Regions from separate parts of the Homo sapiens genome. Here region 2 is linked to region 1. A link is a loop called in an ENCODE intact Hi-C map of the cell type or tissue named here. Cell type or tissue: dorsolateral prefrontal cortex. All regions are shown on one strand. Each heading gives the region's core, and the rest is flanking DNA. Links, peaks and the distances in the headings are about the cores only. Region 1 holds the start of SGMS2 (sphingomyelin synthase 2). Region 2 holds the start of LOC107986298 (a long non-coding RNA gene).

Region 1 (11,134 bases), core at 1,990-9,989:
AAAACCACAATAGATACCATCTCACACTAGTCAGAATGGCTATTATTAAAAAGTCAAAAAACATGCTGGCAAGGTTGCAGAGAAAAGGGAACACTTATATACTGCTGGTGGGAATGTAAATTGGCTCAGCTAATTACTGTGGAAAGCAGTTTAGAGATTTCTCAAAGAACTTAGAACAGAACTACCATTTGACCCAGCAATCCCATTACTAGATATAGACCCAAAAGAATAAAAATCATTCTACCATAAAGATACATGCACATGTATGTTCATCGCAGCTCTATTCACAATAGCAAACACATGGACTCAACCTAGATGCCCACCAACAGTGGACTGGATAAAGAAAACGTGGTACATACATACCATGGAATACTATGCAGTCATAAAAATGAATGAAATCATGTCCTTTGTGGCAACATGGATGTAGCTGGAGGCCATTATCCTAAGTGAATTAACACAGGAACAGAAAACCAAATACTGCATGTTCTCACTTATAAGTGGGAGCTAAACACTGAGCAGACATGGACCCTAAGAAGGGAACCACAGACACAGGGGCCTACTTGAGGGCAGAGGGTGGGAGGAGGGTGAAGACTGAAAAACTACCTATCAGGTACTATGCTATCTGAGTGACAAAATAATATGTACATCAAACCCCTGTGACACATAATTTACCCATGTAACAAACCTGCACACCCAAAATAAAAGCTGGAAGGAAAAATAAAGGAATTGCATGGCTGACAAGGGTGGCTCATGCCTGTTATTCACCACGTTGGAAGGCTGAGGTGGGAGGATCGCTTGAGTCCAGGCATTCAAGACCAGCCTGGGCAACATAGCAAGACTCTGTCTCAATTTAAAAAAATAAAAGAATAATAATATAAATAGTAAATGGGGTATAGTGAAAGGAAAGACTGTACATATAAAAGAAATAATTCAGTTAGTTGCACAAGTTTAGTTTGAAAGCTTTAAGCGAGATATCAATTTAAATAAACACAAACACAAAATTATAAGGCTGAATTTCAAATTGTATAGGGGTTTGTCAATAGAGGGGAAACCAATTATAAAATAACTCATTATCTGATTTGACTTTAATTCTATTAGCTATTTCTTTAAACTTTGCTTTGAATTACAAGTCATTGTTAGAAATTAATAAAGTGAACTGATCTGGGTATCTGTATGAAGTGGCTGAAATGAACACTACTCATATTCTAACATCCTTTATCAAAACCTTAAAGATAAATTAACACTGGAAATCAAAATAGAAAAGTGAATGAAAAACTAAAATTTTGACTCAGAGTAGCAAAGATGTGATATTATTGTAAAACTTGAGAATGTTTCAAGAAATGCTTTATATTTATAATAAAAATAAACTAATAGAAATTTCTCGCACTTTCATTAAATCAGCCCCAAAATGTCAAACAACAAATGTGTAATGTTTTAAAAAACAGGTGACCTATTTAAAATGGATGGAACTTATTCTAAAGGTAGTGATAAGTCTGCTAAATGCAACACCTGAAAGTATTTAATTCATCTGTCTCACTGGGTTCTAATGCTTCATCAAAGTGTAGAAGTAGAATGTCCTTCAGAGAGCTCCTTGGCAAAATTAGCACCTCTCCATTCTGCTATACTTCCCCAAAAAAGACATTTAGCTTCATGGCTAATAAAAATAACACACACAAACAGTACTTTAAGAAAGTTTGTATGTTCCCGTTTCAACAGATAAATTCCTTGCATAATGAGCTACTGCTCCACTGTGCGACTCCATAGAGAAGGTTGATCCTATTGCTGAAATCTTATGAGATATGCTAAAGGAACGCAGAAATTAAGACTCTGAAATTTTAAATTAAAGAGACAGGGAAAAGTTCTCTAATTCTGAATACAGTTTAGAAAAAAGGGCAGCTAAATTAAACATTATGTTTCACTTTTTAAAATGCAAAATAACTGAAATAATCAAGAATGTGTACACAGACATAGCTAGAAAGATTTAATGCAGAGCTGCTTAAAATAGTGAACACTGGCAACAAACTAAGTGTTCAGCGATAGGGGACTGGTTGAGACACAGCCACAAAACAGAAAACTAAAAATGATGCTGTGTAAGAGTATGTTAGTGACATACAGTTGTCCATGTTTGGATGAGGAGAGAAAACGTAAGTTGGAACATAGAGAATGAACCCATTTTTGTAGAGATAAATTTCAGCTGCTGCAACTTCAGGAAAGTTACTTAATTTCCCTAAAACAGTTGTATCCTCAGTAAAAGAAGGTAATAAGAGTACCTACCTCACCGGGTTGGAGTGGGGATTACAAGAGATTTGATGTATAAAGCAACTGTCACGTTGCCTGGCCCATAGTAAGATCAATACTCGTTAGCTGTTTGTGTTATCTGTGCATAGGGGCAAAATATAAAGAGGGGGCAGATAGAAATGTTAAATGATTTTCTGGGTGGTGAGATTATGGCTGATTTGTTTTGCCTATACTTATAAATTTCCATAAGTAACACATTACTTATAATATGGGGAAAACTAATAAGTTGGAATACTCATACAAGGATAATCCTCTTAAAAATCTACCATAGTGTTTTGTTCACAGCAAATAAATCTTTTTTTGTTTTGTTTTGTTTTGTTTTGAGACAGAGTCTAGCTCTGTCACCCAGGCTGGAGTGCAGTGACGCAATCTCAGCTCACTGCAACCTCCACCTCCCAGGTTCAAGCGATTCTCCTGCGTCAGCCTCCCGAGTATCTGGGACTACAGGCGAGCACCAACATGCCCGGCTAATTTTTCTATTTTTAGTAGAGATGGAGTTTTACCATATTGGCCAGGCTGCTCTTGAACTTCTGACGTCAAGTGATCTGCCTGCCTCGGCCTCCCAAAGTGCTGGAATTACAGGTGTGAGCCACTGCACCCAGCCACACAGCAAATATATCTCAGTTGAGCTGAGCTGACCCTTCAGATTTCATTTAAACAAGCTTGCTTTGAATATTTAAAATTATTTAAACTGAAGAGCTATCACTTGTCCGTAATATTTTACTGTGTAAAGCAAGGCATACTTTTATTATTCGGCCTCATAAAGAATTTACGAGCCCCTATTCAAGACCATTCAGAATGCCACCAGATCTCTTATTATCAGTGGGAGGCAGCCTATGACGGCCTAATCACTTCTTGTCTCTTCCCAAGTCCCCAGCACTCTCCTTTTTTGACTCCTTTTTTCCCCTCTTGATAATCACAGCCTGAGGTCTCTACTGGACTATAAGCTTTGGGGTAGCAACTATCTCCTTCGTTTGCATTGCTGGCCCCTAGCACAGTGGCTGTTATGTAGTTGTTGCATACTAAACGTTAAGCAAATAAATATCTGATACTAGTAGTTCAAGACAAAGCCTTCAATTTCTCCATTGAGACAACACGCTAAAGGTGGGTAAGTCATTGTTTAGTCTAAAACTGTCCAAAACTCTCAGTAATTATTCCTTTAAAAAAGAAACATCTCACCTCAAAGCATCACTTTTAAAAAAAGTTCTCACTGATACTCCATTGTCTATTTTAATAGTTCTAAGATTATTTCTATTTTTCCCCTATATTTTGTTTAAAGTCCCACAAAAATCCCAAAGAGTTTAAGTAAACTTGCTCAAAGGAACACAGCTCAGAGAGCCTCAGGTCTCCTGGATTCCCATGTCCATGATCTCACTACACGGTACTGTCGTAGGACAGCTCCCAGATCTTTCACCCTGTAAGTTGTTATAGTTATGGTAAGAGCAAATGTCTTCAATAACGTGCACAAGTGCTAAAGTTTCTTCCAAACATTTCCTAGGGCTTTTATGAGATTCTGCGAGGGGAGAAACTCAGAACAAGGTGCAGCCACCTCAAGGTGTCCAAGTGTTTCCCTCTAGGTTCACAAGTCAACTAGCTTTACTTAAAAATGAAACCAAAGGAACCAAATTAAACATTAACTTGTTAAAAAAAAAAACACTTCAACCAGACTATTGTGAAGTAAGAACATTAGAAGACCAAGGAAAGGGCCATAAAGAGGAAATTTTGCACTGCTTGCACTGCTTCTTTAGGAAAAAAAAAAGGTAAAGGTAAAGTTAGCTTCCTCACGTCCTTTCTTCCTGTAAATTCCAGGTTGTCACTTTCAGCCATTGCTCTGACATTGTTTAAACAGTAAATGGCAGTTCCCATGACACAGGATGGAAACCATAACCTTCTCAGGTATCCGTACTAAAAATGTTTAACTTGCTGAAAACATCACTTCCCAATCTAAGGAACTTGCCAAAGGATTTCACATGCTAACCCTCGGCCCACCAGGCTTATAAGGAGGACATTCTGTGGAAATTAATTGGTTATTACCTAAGCCAGCTGCAACACACTATTATTTATATATAAACAGCTATAATTTGTTGGGGTCTGCTTTGTACCAGACATTATGAGAAGTCTTTTGCGCTTTAATCCTCATTATTATCCTCATTATTAATCCTTATTTAATCCACCTTATTATCTGAAGTAGCTATAATCCCATTTTACTGGTTCAGAATGTTTAATGTGCCTGAGCACCCACCGTTAATAGAGGAGACTGGTAATGAAACCAAGGATTTGAAAAGTTAGGTACAGATTGAAAACCCACGCCGAATCCAGTGACACTAAACAGTTGAATCTCTTCAAAATATAACACACATGTCAAAATGATTTTAAGGTCATTTCAGAGCAGGCAAGACTTGAAATAGAGGACCGGCAACATTAATAAATAAAAAAGACTACAGGACATAACATTTTGAGTTGGTTTCAAGCCGTGGATAATTAATGATTATCCATACCTCTGGATGGATGTTGACAGGGGTTCCCCGCCCCTTATTTTCGCTGAGAAACCAAGTCTTCCCTTCCGTAAAGGGAGCAGCTCTGGAATGCCACACGTTGAAGGGTTTCGGTGTGGGCTGCCCAGAGCTGGGCTGTTACTGTTCACACATCATCAGTAAGTGCCTCTCAAAAAAAAAAAAAAAAAAAAAGAGAAAGAAAAGAAAAACCACACACACAAACACACACACACAGTCCCTCCTCCACCAACTGAACTTCAGCCCTGACCTCCGGAGTGGTTCTGGACAATCTGGGGTTTAACCTGTGCCCTTCCAACGCCAGGACCGGGGTACCCGAAATGGGTTGCAAATGAATGAGATGACTGCTCAGAGGAAGGAGACTAAGGCACACATCTCTCCTCCAGACCACAAAATCGAGGAAGCATGCCCTGGGCGGGGAGGGTGGGGGCCGGATTAGAGCCACGTCCCCGCTTCGCAATCCACCTTTCCCCTCCCGCGCTTCGGAGGACTCTCCGCTCCCCAGCCCATCCTCCTCCTGGCCCCTCCGCGCGCTCCTTACCCGCTGGTGGCCAGGGCTCCAGACACTCCCAGCTGAAGGCACTTGCTCCCGGGAAGGGGATTTGCCAGGGGATGGAGCCCGCTGCCGCAGCCGCCGCGACCAGCCCCGGGCGTCACCACCCTCGGGCCGAAGCCGCTAGAAAGTTTGCTCGGGGTCTCGCCCTCCCACGCCGCGGCCTGACTAGGGGAAGCAGCTCTCCGGGTCCCTCCCGCGGCCGCCGCCCCCGAGGCCGCACTCGGCGGCGCTGCAGCACCGGCCAGGCTCCGTGCGCGCCGAGGGCTGGGTCTCCCCGCCCCACTCGGCCCACGGCGCGGCGCTCAGTGTTGACCGCGGCCCCGCGCCCGCTCTCCCCGCCCGCCGCGCGCGGCCCGCTCCCTGCGCCCTGCGCCCAGCGCGCTCTTGACATCATTCATTCTCTCACACCCTCGCCCGCCCACTCCATTTCCAAACAGTGACTCACCCGTCGGCCCGGTGGCAGCAGTGCCCGTTCCTGCTGCCGTGGCTCTCCTGGCGCAGAGTGGAGCTCGAAAAACCTGCGCGACTTCTTAAGAAGAAAATCCCAGCCGACTCTCCCCTCGCGGCTGTTTAAGGTGCAGAGAAGGAGGGGCTTGGCAGGCAGGGCAGTTTGGCTCCCGGCCGAAAGGCTGAGGGCCTGGAGCTGACCTCCCTGAGCGGCAACAGAGATCAATCTGGGAAAGTTCTTTGGGTGCCACTCCCAGCAACTTTCAGGGGTGGGGCTGGAACGGGATCCCCCACCCCCGCACCCGGCCTGTTTCGGAAACTGCTTCCTGACGGCGTGTGAGTGGGCTTGGGAGCGCCAGCGTTGATTCAGAGGGTTTATCGGTGTTGACCGGGCCTAGGTCAAAGAGGTGGGTTTCCAAACCTCACAGCGTTGCCTGGCAAGGTTAGTCATCAGTCCGCATGGTATGAGCTGGAAGGTTGCTCCAAGCTAATGAGGTGGCAGCACTGTCCCTTTCGTGCCTAACCATCGTGTCATTTGTCCTGTTAATTGATTTACTTCTCACTTAAGGAATCGTAACCAAAATAAACAGTGTAAGTAGTTATTTGCTTAACTGAATACTGCGCTTTTCCGCAGCTTTTGGGGCCCAAGGCAGCCGTGTGGTTTCTTCGAAGGCCTCAGTAGTTTTTTAAAAGGGGGATTGCTGTCTTTAAAATGGTAATGGTTCTACATTGTCCTGGAGTTGCTATTCATACACCTGCTGGGCAGTTTTCAAAGTAAACGATGGCAGCCTCAAGGACTCTAACTAGGAATGACCAATCCGAGGGAATGTGGCTAAATCTTTCTTGACATAAGTTTTACATTAATGTCTCCTTCTGGACAAGATAATTATGTTTAGGATTTGCGCTGGTTTATGGGTGCTTCCATATAATCAACAAAAATAATGACGGGAATCTTTGGGTTTCTAGTGCAGATATCATGTGGGTCAACAGTCATTTGTGGCTATTAAAGATGATGGTAACAGAAAAGAATATACAAGGCAGGCAATCCCCAAACTCGCAACTTCAAGATGTCGTCACAGTACAGGCAACCAAAGAAAATGGACAAATGGGATCATATTAAGCTAAAAAGCTTCTGCACAGCAAAGGAAACAAACTGAAGAGACAACCCACAGAATGGGAACTATCCATCTGACAAGGGATTAATAACCAGAATATATGAGGAGCTCCAACAACTCTATAGGAAAAAAAAATCTAATAGTCCGAGTAATAAATGGGCAAAAGATTTGAATAGACATTTCTCAAAAGAAGACATACAAATAGCAAACAGGTATATGAAAAGGTGCTCAGGCAATAAATACTGGCGAGGTTGTGGAAAAAAAAAGGAACCCTTGTGTTTGTGGGAATGTAAAAAGTATAACCACTATGGAGAACAGTATGGAAGTTCCTCATAAAACTAAAAATAGAGATACCGTATGACCTAGCAATCTCACTGCTAGGTATATATGCCCAAAAAAGGAAATCAGTGTATCAAAGAGATACCTGCACTCCTATGTTTATTGCAGCACTACTCACAATAGCCAAGGTTTGGAAGCAACCTAAGTGTCCATCAACAGATGAATGGATAAATCGTTACATATACCCATGGAGTACTATTCAGCCATAACAAAGAATGAGATCCTGGCATTTGCAACAACATAGATGGAACTAGAGGTCATTATGTTAAGTGAAATAAGCCAGGCACAGAAAGACAAATTTCACATGTTCTCACTTATTCATGGGAGCTAACATTTAAAACAATTGAACTCATGGAGACAGTAGAATGATGGTTACCAGAGGCTGGGAAGGGTAGGGGGGATGGGTAATGGGTAAAAAATATATATATAGTTAGATAGAATGAATAAGGTATAGTATTTGATAGCAAAACAGGGCAACTACAGGCAACAGTAATTGTGCATTTTAAAATAACTAAGAATATAATTGGTTTGTAACATAAAGAAAGGATAAATGTTTGAGATGGTAGATATCCCATTTACTCTGATGTGATTATTATGCATTATGTGCCTATATCAAAATATTGTGTGTACCCCATAAATATACCTACTATGTACCTACAAAAATTAAATTTAAAAAAATTTTTTTGAGATGGAGTCTTGCTCTGTCGCCTGGGCTGGAGTGCAGTGGCTTAATCTCAGCTCACTGCAACCTCCACCTCCTGGGTTCAAGCAATTCTCCTGCCTCAGCCTCCCGAGTAGCTGGGATTACAGGTGTGTGCCACCAACCCTGGCTAATTTTTGTATTTTTAGCAGAGACAGGGTCTCAACATGTTAGTCAGGCTGTTCTCGAACTCTTGACCTTGCGATCCACCCTTCTCGGCCTCGCAAAGTGCTGGGATTTACAGACATGAGCCACTGTGCCCGGTCCCCCCAAATTTTTAAAATATAAAACCAAAAAAAGATGTTGTCACAATACAGAAGTTTCCCCCAAATGAAAATGCTCCTAAAATTAACCAAGGGCTCAACATCATTGTTGTGGAAAATGGACTCTTTTAGAGCTACTTTTAAAGGTTAGAACCCAGAGGAGACCACCAATCGAAAGTTATTGTCCTGGGGTTTATTTTTCCCCTTCAATAAGGAGCTCATTTTCAAATTTACAAAGCCCAGGCATTTTGCCCAGAAGGCAATAGCAAATGGATTGGTTTGCTAGGATGCAGTCAAAATTCAAATCAGCAGTTTTTATAGACAATCACAGAGCTAATTCAGAAGCATGGGTGTCCTATCCATTGGTAACACTGAATGACTAGATTCAAATGTATAGCCATCTATAAGTAAGTTTGCGTGAATATCCCACCTACTCCCTACTTCATGATCCAAATATTTGGACATTATGGGATAAGTCTAAATACAATTTTCTACAGATCTCAATTGATATTGTGGGCTTTTTGGCCTGTGTACATGGATAAAGTCAAAAAGCTCCAAACAAAGCTTGCAGTTCTGCCTGCACTGTTGGCTGATATAAACCCTGTAGTTCCCTCATAAGCCTCTGTGTGGAAGGCTGTTGAATGGGTAGTTTTGAATTAGTGGTTACTATTGTGCCTCAGTTTAAATATTGTGAAATAAGTAATTAGGTCATTTTATTATACCATTTAAATATCCCCAAGTACATATATTAAATAATATAATTGATAATGGATGATACGAAGTTTTTTCAATCTATTCATTATCAACATATGAGAAAGCAAATTACTCATCTTAATTTCTATGTTTTAAGAAATAGTAACATCCTTTTCACAGAAAGATGATTTTTTTTTTGTTTTTTAACTGCACCTTTTGTTCTTACCATGTATGAAAAGTGACAAAATTTGCAATTCATCACCTTTCAAAAATAATGGCACTGAGTGTTTCAAGGGAGAGAAATGGATGATAGATAAGTGTGTTCTTGTCCATTGTTTTCTCCAAGGCAGCATAAATCAAGTTTTACAGGTATTTCTTTGATTTGATAAAACATACTGATTTAGGAAAACATGTAGATCTATAGTACTTATTTCCTCTTACAGTAACTCGAATCTGAACATATCTAAAGTCATTTGCTCAACCCACAAATTTGTATTGAATTCCTACTTTGTGCCCATGGCTGTTTATCTAAGAATCTCCATGGTCCGGGCACAGTGGCTCATGGCTATAATCCTAGCACTTTGGGAGGCCAAGGCAGGCAGATCACGTCAGGCCAGGAGTTCAAGACCAACCTGGCCAACATAGTGAAACCCCGTCTATACTAAAAATACAAAAAATTAGCCAGGCATGGTAGCACATGCCTGTAATCCCAGCTACTCAGGAGGCTGAGGCATGAAAATCGCTGGACCCTGGGAGGGGGAGTTTGCAATGAGCTAAGATCCTTTCACTGCACTCCAGCCTAGGCAACAGAGCGAGACTCTGTCTCAAAAGAAAATAAAAAAGAAAAAGAAAAAGAATCACCATGTTACCTTCTAAACGAACATATGTCTCAGGAATTGAAAGGTTTTTCTTTTTTTAATTTTGCATGAGGATGTTTATTGCAGGATTTGCAGATCAGTTGGGATATGAGGATGAAGCCAAAGATGACTTCTATATTTTTTTTGGTTTGAGCTCTTTGGTGGATGGTGGTGCCCTTTACCAAGACAGGGAGTGCTGAGACAGCAGCAGCTTTTGGGGGGCAAATGATGAGTTTCAAACTTGATGAGTTTGAGGTGTGAGATGTATAAATGAAAAGTGAGCAGCTGATGATACTAGTCTGGAACTCAGAAAAAGAGGCATGGACTGGAGATACAAATTTGAGAATAGCCAGCATGTAATAGTAAAGGATTCCACGGAAAATCAACCGAGATTGTCTGGAAATATTAGAGAGTGAGAAGATGTCCAAGGGAAAACCCATTATAGTTTAGGTAAAGTAGGAAAACATCGCAAATGAGGCTACAAATACAGGTCCAGAGAGAGAAGAAAACCAGGAGAATGTGGTGACAAGGAAGCCAACGAAAAGCCTCTTTTTGAGAAAGATGAGATGCCATTTATATCAAATGTTCCTGAGACAGCAAGTGAAATAGAGACTAGAAAATGTCCATTGGGTTTGGTGACATTGAGGTCTTTGTTGACCTTAACCAGAGGGAGTTTGCTTATGCTATGGAGATGTGGAATTCTGATTGAGTAGGGTGAGGAAGAGCTGGTTCAGCAGAGAACCTGTGAGTTGGCTTCCTGGACAGCTGGTCAGTAAAGGGTGCACACCTGGCACAGTGGCTTACACATGTAATCCCAACTCTTTGACAGGCTAAGGTGGAGGATTACTTGAGCCTAGCAGTTCGAGAACCCACCTTCCCATCTCTACAATTAAAAAAAAAATAGACAGGTATAGTGACACACACCTGTAGCCTTAGCTACTTAGGAGGCTGAGGTGGGAAGATCGCTTGAGCCCAGGAGATTGAGGCTGCAATGAGCTGTAATAGTGCCACTGCACTCCAGCCTGGGCAACAGTGCAAGACCGTGTCTCATAAATAAACAAGAGGGATGCTAAAGCATTCCCAGAATAAGTTTGTTAAAATATAATTTGGGTTGGTGAGAAATGAAGAGTGACTACTAATGGGTACAGGGTTTTCTCTAGACTGATGAAAATGTTCTAAAATTGATGGACCACTGATGGGAAGGAATCTGTAAAGGACATAAGGAAAGAGGTAATGGAGAGGTTAGTGAGGAGTTGAGGTTCATGAGAAGTCAGGAGGAAATAGCATCTGAACACAGATGGAAGTAATAGCCTGAAAGATTAGAGGGAACAACTCCTCCAAAACAACAAGGGA
Region 2 (11,134 bases), core at 1,993-9,992, 150 kb before region 1:
TAGCAGTTTTATGAATCAGTCAATTTCTTCATTAGAGTCTGGGAATTCTTACCCAACCCAATGGTGTGATTTTAAAGTTATGAGAAACCTGTAATTCTCAGAGTTCTTTCCATAAATCTCCTTGAAGATGTACACTTTAGGCTTATGGTTTCTCAGAAAGTATCAGAGTAAACAATTAACTATCTGTGAATGACAAGACTTAAAATGGCCATGACTTTAAAGATCTGGGAAGAGTTCATTACAATAATGACACAATTGACAAGGAAACTCAGTTACTTCTGTTGTATTCAACATTTTAAGATAATTACTAGAATTATGACTGATAGCTTTATAGCAGAACTATTAGATTTCTATGAATTTTACACAATTTCTGAAATACATATTAACACATTCTATACAAATATAATTCAAAAAAAGTAGTATTATTTATTATTTTATAATCCTTTCCATATAATTTAATATATCAGATCAGTCCAATTACTTTAATATGTCTCTTTCTATAACAAGAGATATCCTTTTGAGATATTCTGAAGGTGCATATGGAAAATCTCAAAGTTAATTCAATTTCAAGAAAAGACTTAATTTAGAATTTTATTTTGGAAAGTTTATAAAAAATATCAAAGGTTTAAAACATTTGATCAAAAAAGGATCACAAGTCACTGTGAACAATAATCATTCATTTAATCAGAGTGGTAATTTAAAGACTTCAAAGGCAAATACAGAGAGTTGCAGAGTTGTAAATTACATTTTTTAATAAAGCGGACTCAGTTTTCATAAGTGATCAAAAACCCAATAAAGGCAACATGAAGCACAGGAAATTATCTTGGTAAAATACAGAATCTTTGCTTCCTAGGCCAATTATATAAAAAGTAAAGAAAAACTTTTCATAATTTCCTATCAAGAGCAGGCCAACAATTCAAGAAAACCTTATTGTTTTAACAGAGAGGACTACATTCTAGTTTTGCATCAGTGTACTTTTGATATTAATGCTCAACTTTTGGAGAAACTCAAATAATTTTCTTCTAATATTAGCCAGCTTAATCACACATAAAACTCCATTTATAAGATTCATCTTCCAGAAAACTTCTACAACTTCCTTATCTGTTCAGTTTTTGTCCTGTACTTTTCCTCTTCACATTTTGGAACAACCAGTCATTCTATTTGAGGACAAAAGTTACTCTTTTTTTCCCTTAACAAAAAAATTCTCATACCTTATAACTTTTTCTTAACCAGAGCACATCTTAACTTCCTGATACACTTGCATATAGAGTTTTTCTCTATTTCTAATAATTCTATATATTAAATAAAATATATTAATTAGAATTTTTTTTTAATTTGAGATGGAGTCTCGCTCTGTCGCCCAGGCTTAAGTGCAGTGGTGCAATCTCGGATCACTGCAACCTCTGCCTCCCAGGTTCAAGTGATTCTCCTGCCTCAGGCTCCAGAGTAGCTGGGACTACAGGCATGTGCCACCATGCCCAGCTAATTTTTGTATTTTTAGTACAGATGAGGTGTCACCATATTGGCCAGGCTGGTCTCGAACTCCTGACCTCATGATCTACCTGCCTTAGCCTCCCAAAGTGCTGGGATTACAGGCGTGAGCCACCATGCCCAGCCACAATTAGAATTCTTAATCCTTAGTGACCTTAACTGCCACTGAACACTACAAAGCAAGCAATTGTGAACTGTCACATCACCCATGGAACTGCCACATCACTCATCTGTACCTTGGCAAATCCATCAATCATTACTTCTAGAAGCATATGCTTTCTTATAGTACAATTCATCAGTGTCGCCTAGAACATGTTTGTAACAATTACAAATATCTTTAGTGTATCAGTAATAAGAAGCTGTAGAGGAGACAAAATTTCATCTCTAGCCTCCTAGGTTTTCTTTTTTTAATGCTAGGCCTAAGAATTAAATTGTGGTTTGTACAGATTTCCCTCAAGTTCAGTTTTCCATCTTGATAAGAATGTTAAGACCTTCTAATATAGGAAGGACTGTTTTACATGGAAATTTTATCTTACATCTGTTTAACTCACTTATTTTTAACAATTATGCATAGATTGTTTATAAAGATGAGACAGTAAGCAGCTAGTCATCATCTAAGTTATTTCTCTTGCTGACATATTTTGCAATATAGAGGTAACATAAGTTTATTTTACCAGTGAACCTAGGTAGGAAAAGTTATGTGCCTGTATTATATTTAATGCTGAAAATTCTGAAGACATGACTGTTTTAATGAAATCAACAAGATTCTTATTTACCAAGATCACCCAAGTAATGTGAATTTGAAAAGCATTTTAGTTCTTAATTTTCTGAGTGAATACTTCATTTATATTAGCACTTATTTTTGAAAAACCCAAATAAATAGAGCACTTTTTCAATTCAATTTTGGCAATATCATAAGGAGATACAAAAATATCACACATGTGTCATACATACAGATCTGTCCATAAACGTATAAGCAGATACAGATCTTCTATAGCTTTCATTTAAAATTTTTAGCCATTTGCCAGGTGCACAATAATATAAAACTCAGTAATTTATTAAAAAATATCTGAACCAGAATTGTTTTCCTGGCCAATAGAATAAGATTTCCTGCCCCCATGGGTAAAGCTTTTAAATAGTATTTGTGAAAAAGATATTTAAGATTTTTTTCATTTGTTTTCTGTAAGCAACCTTATAAAGAGGCAATCTTTGCTTTATTTGCTGCTTTAGATGCCTGTACATACCAATTTAAAAATATATCCCATTGCTTTGTGGCATTTTGGATTCTTTTTTTAATGCCCCTGCAAATGAACAATTTTATGTATGTTAAAATTTCCCCATTGTAACAACTATAATTCTAAGTTGTCCTAGTAAGGGACATTTTTTTCAAAAACTCACAGGTTCTAGGCCCATAATTTTTGTGCATAAAGTTAGCTGGCATACCAAAAAGTGGAGTCCCAGATTCTTGGAATCCCAGACTTTTCTTTTTCTTTTCTTTTCTTTTTTTTTTTTTTTTGAGGGAGTTTTGCACTGTCACCTAGGCTGAAGTGTAGTGGCACAATCTAGGCTCACTGCAACCTCTGCCTCCTGGGTTCAAGTGATTCTCCTGCCTTAGCCTCCCAGGTAGCTGGGATTAAAGTCGCCTGCCACCATGCCTGGCTAATTTTTATAATTTTAGTAGAGATATGGTTTCACCATATTGGGCAGGCTGGTCTCGAACTCCTAACCTCAGGTGATCTGCATGCCTCAGCCTCCCAAAGTGCTGGGATTACAGGCATGAGTGCCTGGCTGGAATCCCAGACTTTTTTTTTTTTTTTTTAATTTGGAGAAACCTATTTTCAAAAGATACTGACCTCAAGCCTCTGACTGGATCCAATTCAGTTACTTAGATCCAATCACATCCCAGATCCACTCCACTAAAATTGCTCAAATAAAGTCAGAGAGGTCAAAACAAAAATTCATAGAGCTTGAATTTAAGAGAGAACTCTGCCATGATCCCAGTTGCTGTGAGAGATGAGTGGGCACATAATCCCTGGTGGGTACCTTCACTTGGCCATACCGTGCTCCTGTGTGTCCCTGGAGGTCTGCTTTGGGTCCCACTTCTGACACCAATCTATTAAAATAAATACTTTAGACAAATAAAATTTAGTAGAGTTTATTTGAGCAAAGAAGTGGTTCATGAATTGGGTAGCACCTTGAACCAGTAACAATTCAGAGAGCTTCACCCAGCAATAGTGGATAGGTAGTATTTATAGACAGAAAAAGAAAGTGACATATAGAAATAACCTGATTTGTTACAACTGTTTATCTGCCTTATTTTATCATGGTCTGAGCAGTTGCAGCCTGTAATTGGCTGAAATCTCAGTTGCTATGATTGGCTGAGACCTAGCTACTTGTTACAAGAATATACTCTCAAGTTAGATTGTAGTTTGTTTACATATTAAGATAGGTTACAGTTTACTACGTATGGAGAGAACTTTAGGCCATATTTAATTTAATAGTATATAATAAAGACCCACGAACATCAAAGAAGTCCTCCGCCTACTAGAAGTAACTGTCATAGTGGATCCTGTGTTCACTTTTTTTTTGCTTTGATCTCATCTTTATATATAATTCTGTAAAAAAAATTTCAGAAAGCACTGTTGTTGAGCCCCATGTTAGGCTTGGGAGATCACTACTGGCTGAAGAGAAAGTGTTAGGTTCAAATAATAAAATCTGTTAAGTGCTAGACTGTAGCAAATGCAAAAACCTATAGGGTATAAATGAAAAATGAAGATTGCATAGACAAACTTAGTAACTTGAAGCATGAGTCAATTTATGAAGAACAGAGAATTTGCTTCAGAGGAAGCAACAAATTCAAAGGCAGAAGCATGAGAAATTAAAGCAACAGGAAAAGGGGGTGAGGAATTAGGTGTGGTTAGAGATGAAGCTAGGATGATAGATTGGGAGGATGATTAGGTGGGTTTTTAGTCCTCATTTACAACTTGTGTCAATCCAAGGCCGAACATAGTCTAATTACAGTGTTGTCATATATTTTTTAATGAAATTTGTGTGTAATGGACAGCAGTGATGCTTCAGAATGGTACATTTTCAGATCTGTAATTATTTTCCTTGGGAAAGAAAAAATAGCCACTTGTCTTAGTCTACTTGGGATGCTATAACAAAATACCACTAGTTTGGTGGGTTATAAACAATAGAAATTTATTTCTCACAATTCTGGAGGCTTGGAAGTCCAGATCAAGGCACAAGCAGATTCATCCTCCTTCCTGGTTCACAGATGACTCCTTCTCATTGTAACCTCACGTGATAGAAGGGACAAGGGAGCTAGCTCTCTGGGGTCTCTTTTATAAGGTCTAATCCCATTCATGAGAGCCTGCCCTCATGACCTAATCACCTCCCTAAGGCTCACCTCCAGATATCTTCACATTAGGATTCAACATAAGAATTTTGAGAGGACACAAACATTCAGTCCACAATACTGCTGCAGTATTTTTTTTTTAACAATTCTCAAATCTGAGGTATCTATAGTATGTAAAGATGTGATGTGGCCAGGTGCAGTGGCTCATGCCTATAATCCCAGCACTTTGAGAGGCCAAGGTGGACAGATCACTTGGGCCCAGGAGTTTGAGACCAGCCTGGGCAACATGGTAAAACCCTGTTTCTACAAAAAAAAAAAAAAAATTAGCTGGACATGGTGGTGCTTGCCTGTAGTCCCAGCTACTAGGGAGGCTGCAATGGGAGGATCACCTGAGTCCAGGAAGGTCAAGGCAACAGTCAGCTGTGATCATGCCACTGCACTCCAGCCTGGGTGATAGCGTGAGACCCTGTCTCAAACAAAACAAAACAAAAAGTGATGTAAAGAAAGGAGCACTGTAGCCAGAATTCAGTGTCCTGGCATAGTCACTAGTGTGCCGTATGACCTTCTACAAACACCCTCCTTTGGCTCCAATGTCATCTCTCAAAAGAAATAGTTGGACAAACAACATTCCAGCTGTTTTCTACTAATAGTCTAACACCACTTACCATCTTCTAAAGTGGGAGGGCCACCACTGCCCCTCCTCCTGCCTAGTGCTGATCAGATGACAGTTACAATAGAATCATTCTTCTTTTGCCAGAAGTGCAAATCATTTCCCAAATGTGGCCTTGGGTTTTCAGGAGCCCAGTAGTGACTTCTGTGGTCCCTGACTTGCACCCTCACCCTATTATTGGAGTTGTGCTTCATTTCTCTGTGTGGAAAGAGTGAAGTATTGGGAAATATGACCCTGGTCACCAAACCAACTCAGAGACAGCAAGTGCTTTGGCAAAGGAAAGGGCTGGCACAGAGAACAGAGTAAGTAATGACTACTTTTATTTTTGTACTATAAATGGATAATTATAGTACTTAAAAAATAGACATCAAAGAAGCATTATCTAACAACATACATGATGGTGGGCTCTGAGTGCAGCAGAAGCAGTGCGTAAAGTAGGTCCTTTGCCTCCAACAGAGCAGTGGTGGGCAAAAAATATCAATGCTTTTCTGGTCTTCAAGCTTTATGAAGTAGGCAGGCAGAGAGAGTCGAGCTGACACAGTACTGACACTGTCAGGTGATAGATGCATCGACCCAAGCACAGGATTTTTTAACAGCCAGGAGCATTTGGGGTTGGGATTCATTGAGTAAGTTGGGATTTTCCTTCTATTTGTGAGAAATTAATAATTTCTGGCTTATGGATAAAAAGTGAAAAATTAATGTTGCCTCTCCTGTTTTGTTGAGCAATTTAAAAATTTCATATGGCAGAAAACCAGAGGCTGTGGCTGCTCAGGGTGGCATGACAGCAAAGTCCAGAAAGTTCAATCAAAAGCTTACCTACTGCAAAATTAAAGATGGGTGACATTGCCACTCTTGTCAGCAGAGTTTTCAAGGAAATAATCATATGATTTGCATAATTAAGACATCATTAGTTCAGAAGGGAATGATCATGTATTTGTATGGCAAACTGAAACATGCTCTCAGGATGACTTATAAGACATATAAAGTAAAATCTCTAATAATACTGAATAACTTATCAAGTAATTCTGTGCTCTTGAGCTTTTAGAAAAAAAATTTATCCTGGCAGACCTTAAATATCTTGGTTTTTCTCATCATGCTAGCAGTTGTTGTAATACCAGGTGCTTTCTACCTCCATTTTCTCCTCTACTTAGAAAACCTTTATTCCACTTACAGAGCATTATGGCCTTCCAAAATAACGAGTTGAAATTAAAGTCTAGAAACTGCGAAGCATAGGATTCCTGGGATCGAAGTAGTCAAAACACACGCAAAACAAACATTTGTATAAAATGCTGCCTTTGGAAAAAAGAAGGTGATGTGTAGTACAGCTTATGCAATCTTGATTCAGGGTTTTAGGCATATTCTGCAATCTGGGTGAGAATTTATTTGGACTCTTGCTAAGGAGATGAAATGTTCATTTCACCCCAAACACAGATTTTGCACACAGAGGGTGACAATAGCCTATTTTACCATAAGTATTAGTGGCTCTGGGGTTTCATTGAGTATAGGTCAGGATTCTTTTTCTATTTTATGGGAAGGGAAGGATTTCTGAATTATTGAGAATGAACTATTTTTCTAACCTCAGCCAGCAGTCTCCAAAATGCTTGCATGAGATCATAAGACTCACTAAGTTGGACAATGAGAACCATGCAGTACACATTCATTACTACCCAAGGGGGGAACCACCTACAGAATGTGGCCTTTCACATAAATTATACCTTCTGATTTGTTTTCTTAGGATTTCCAGGTATGAAGTTTTATGCAATGAAAACTAACCATTCACTAGCCTTAAAAACAATGATAATAATGATGGCCATCCCTTTGAGCAATTTTTATATACCACTCAGTTAGGTTAAATGGTTTTGCATGTAATATCAGCATTTATTGAGCCCATTGCTATTTTTACACCATTCTGGGTACTACATGTGAATTCATTCATTAAATTCTCACAATAACCCTATGTGGTAGGTGCTAAGGGTACCCATCTTTTACGGGTAAGAACGTTGAGGCCCAAAAAGGTTCAGAAACTTAGCCAAGGCCACACAGCTAATGAATGGCACTGGCAGACTTCAAATTCAGGACAGTTTGTTTTCAGGGGTCGTGTTCTTGACTACATGCTGTTTTGCCTTTTCATAACAACCCTCAGGCTTTCGTGCTATCCTCATCTAAAATGAAGAAACAGGTTTGGAGCATTTCAACCATTTATTAAATGTAGCTCACGTAATAACTGACCAGGCTCAGATTTTATCCCACTCTGACCTCAAGGCTCTCATGCTTTTCACAATTCCATACTTGTTAGACAGTACCCCTGCTTCTAGAGGGGAAAAAAGGAGGGAGATGTTCTCCAGTAAACATTATCTACGTTTAGATTTGGAGCTTTTGCTGTTATAGTAATATTATCATAAAAATTAGGCCAATTAATATATTTGGACATTCTTACTAATAAACCCCAGAGCTGCAAGTTTCCCACAGTGATTCCCAATGGTTCTACCTGAAGACTGTAAGAGTCATATGTTTATACCATCTGATTTCCGGCATGCAGAATCTTGTTTCTCAAACACAAACATCCATTTTTAATTGTTTATTGCTCACCTCTCCTTGATACTTCAAATACTTATCAGATACTTCAAACGTAACTTATCAAAATTTGAGCCTATTATTTCCTGCCCCCCCACCTCACTCAAATAGCTTCCACCTCTTCTTGCATTTGATGCCTCAGTTCAAGGGGCCTTATGATGTACCGTGTATCAGCTGTTAGTTACTTTTTATTGCTGAATAGTATTCCATTGTATGGCTTTACCAGTTTTGTCTATACATTTAGCAGTTGATAGACATTGAGGTTGGTTCCAGTTTGGAATTATGAATAATGCTGCTATGAACATTCACAAGCAAGGAGTCTTGCTATGTTGGCCAGGCTGGTCTCCAACTCCTCTCAAGCAGTCCTCTCACCTCAGCTTTCTGAGTAGCTGGAATTACAGACATGTACCACTGCACCCAGCTTGGACGTACATTTTCATTTCTCTTGGGTAGTTTTGTGTTTAACTTTTTGAGAAACTACAAAACTGTTTCCAAAATGACTACACAAATTTTATAACCACCAGCAATATATGAGTTCCTTTTTCTCCACATCTTCACCAACACTTGTTATTTTCTGTTTATCTGTTATAGCCATCCTAGTGTGTGTGAAAAGGTACACTTAATTCTCTTCCCTAATTACTAATGATGTTGAGCATTTTTATGTGCTTATTAGCCATTCGTGTATCTTCTTTATTAAAATATTTCTTCTGGGGCCACCACTGCCCCTCTTGCACTTTTGCCAGAAGTGCAGATCGTTTCCCAAATGTGGCCTTGGGCTTTCAGGAGCCCAGTAGTGACTTCTGTGGTCCCTGACTTGCACCCTCACCCTGTTATTGGAGTTGTGCTTCATTTCTCTGTGTGGAAAGAGTGAAGTATTGGGAAGTATGACCCTGGTCACCGAACCAACTCAGAGACTTATTTTCAATATGTACTCATGAATTCTTAGTCTTTCCAAAGGTATATAATTCATTACTGTATTTATTTAATTATTTTGATTTTCCAATTGAACCAGATTTGGCCAGTGGGAATCTCTCCAAGATGGTTCCTTTGTGACATTTCCCCACTATCTTCTCACTTCTTGATTCCTCACCATCTTCTCACTTCCTGATTTTTGGACATAACAAGGCTCATCTTGTACCTCTTCTGACCTAGCTCCAGAAACAGCCATTTTCATTTAGAAGCTCTGGTTCCTCTGAGTGGAAATGGTATTAGAAACCAAGGTCTGGGCACAACCGTACCTTAAAGAGAGTAATCTGGCAGCTGAGTGAAGTATGCATTAGTTCTCTATTACCCTGTGTATTAGTCTGTTCTCCCGCTGCTATGAAGAAATAATTGAGACTGGGTAATTTATAAAGAAAAGAGGTTTAATTGATTCACAGTTCCAGATGGCTGGGGAGGCCTCAGGAAACTTACAATCATGGCAGAAGGTGAAGGGGAAGCAAGGCGCTTTCCTCACAAGGCAGCAGGAAAGAGAAGTGCCAAGAAAAGGGGGGAAAGCCCCTTATAAAACCATGAGATCTTGTGAGAACTCACTATCATGAGAACAGCATGGGGTAACTGCCCCCATGATTCAGTTACCTCCCACCAGGTCCATCCCATGACACGTGGGGATTATGGGAACTACAGTTCAAGATGAGATTTGGGTGGGGACACAGCCAAACCATATTACTGTGTGACAAATTACCACAGCTTTGTGGTCAAAAAAAGAAAAAAAAAATCTCACACTTTGTTTTGATCAAGGAATCAGGGGTGACTTAGCTGGGTGGCTGTAGCTAATGGTTCTTCATGAAACTATAGTCAAAATGTTGTCTAAGTCTGCAATCATCTAAAGGCTCGACAGGAACAGGAATGTCTGTTTTCGAGATGGCTTGCTCACATATGGTACATGGCTGTTGACAGGATGTACCATATTCTTACTGGCTGTTAGCAGGAGGCCTTGGTGCCTTGTCACGTAAGCATCTCCACAGGGCTGCTTGTGTGTCCTCATGTGACAGCAGCTGGCTTCCCTTGGAGCAAGTGACCCAAAAGAGCAAGGCAGGAACCACAATGTTTTTTTATGACCTAGCTTCAAAAGCTGCACATCATTTCTGCAATAGCCTAGTGGTTATACAAGTCAGTGTTATTCAGTGTGGGAGGGAACCATATAAAGAATCATCAGGGGCCATCTTGGACTCTGGCTACCACACAAGCCCAAGATGGTAAAGAGACTTTTCTGTGTTATTTTTATGTTATTTTCTATGCTGTGTTTTACTTTTCACTTGTAGGTCTATCACCCGTCAGGAATTGTTTTTAAGACATGGTGTGAGATAGGGAGTCAGGGTTCATTTATTCCTTTACTGATAGGCAGTTAATATGCACCATTTATTGAAATTTCCACTCTTTCCCCCAGCATACTGCAGGGGCATCTTTGTGACAAATCAGGTGCTCTTATGTGTGTAGGTCTATTGGTCTATTTGTCTTCGTGCCAGTGCTACCCTGCCTTGCTTATTGTAGTTTTATAAGGAGTCTTGACATCTGCTACCATGATTGTTTTGACTATTCTTGGCCCTTTGCTTTTACAAATAAATTTTATTTAGCGTTGGCCACTTTTTGCAATTATTTCTGCTCAGGCCTAACCCTGGTAAGGTTCTGATTTAATTGGCCTGGGGTGAAATCTAGGCATCAGTATTTTTATCAAACACCCCAAGTGGTTCTAAAATACTGCCATAGATGAGAACCATGGATCTAGAAGAACTCTAGTCTGTGGCAGCAGGGAAAATTAAGGCCCAAGAAAGTTGAGTGCTTACCAAAAGTTACACAGAGAGGCAGTTGCAGAACCAGGGCTCCAGCCCAGGTGCCTTGTTTTCCAGTGCAGTCCTCTTTCCACCATCTATATTTACTCCTGGACATGCCACTGTAGGTAAGTAGCAGAAAGGCAGAGAGGAGAGAGTTACCCAGAGACTTTTTAACTCCTTACATCTGAGAGCTTCAGAGGAAATGGCAGTTGGGGGACAACGGAGACATTAGATTATTAGTTTACAGACACAGCCAAGATGCTCAGC

Evidence for each region. Hi-C counts contacts between places; a loop is a spot of excess contacts. Peaks named below come from ENCODE experiments on the same cell type or tissue, not always from the same donor. Only the 100,000 strongest peaks of a DNase experiment are listed, where the experiment ranks them.
Region 2: it touches region 1 in a loop (2.3-fold over the local background); 9 of 110 quality-filtered maps call a loop at or near these places.

The regions. Positions count from the first base shown.
Region 1 is chr4:107,819,472-107,830,605 of GRCh38, reverse strand. It overlaps SGMS2 (sphingomyelin synthase 2), which reads right to left and starts at 5,674. Exons shown (of 7, transcript NM_001375905.1): 1 at 5,353-5,674. RefSeq lists an enhancer at 2,257-3,456. In dorsolateral prefrontal cortex, for the core only: no CTCF peak of the experiment used is centred there; DNase peaks (open chromatin) are centred at 4,937 and 5,795; H3K4me3 peaks cover 2,232 bases; H3K27ac peaks cover 1,319 bases.
Region 2 is chr4:107,973,407-107,984,540 of GRCh38, reverse strand. It overlaps LOC107986298 (a long non-coding RNA gene), which reads left to right and starts at 5,618. Exons shown (of 2, transcript XR_001741784.2): 1 at 5,618-5,821. In dorsolateral prefrontal cortex, for the core only: no CTCF peak of the experiment used is centred there; a DNase peak (open chromatin) is centred at 5,550; H3K4me3 peaks cover 2,783 bases; H3K27ac peaks cover 3,362 bases.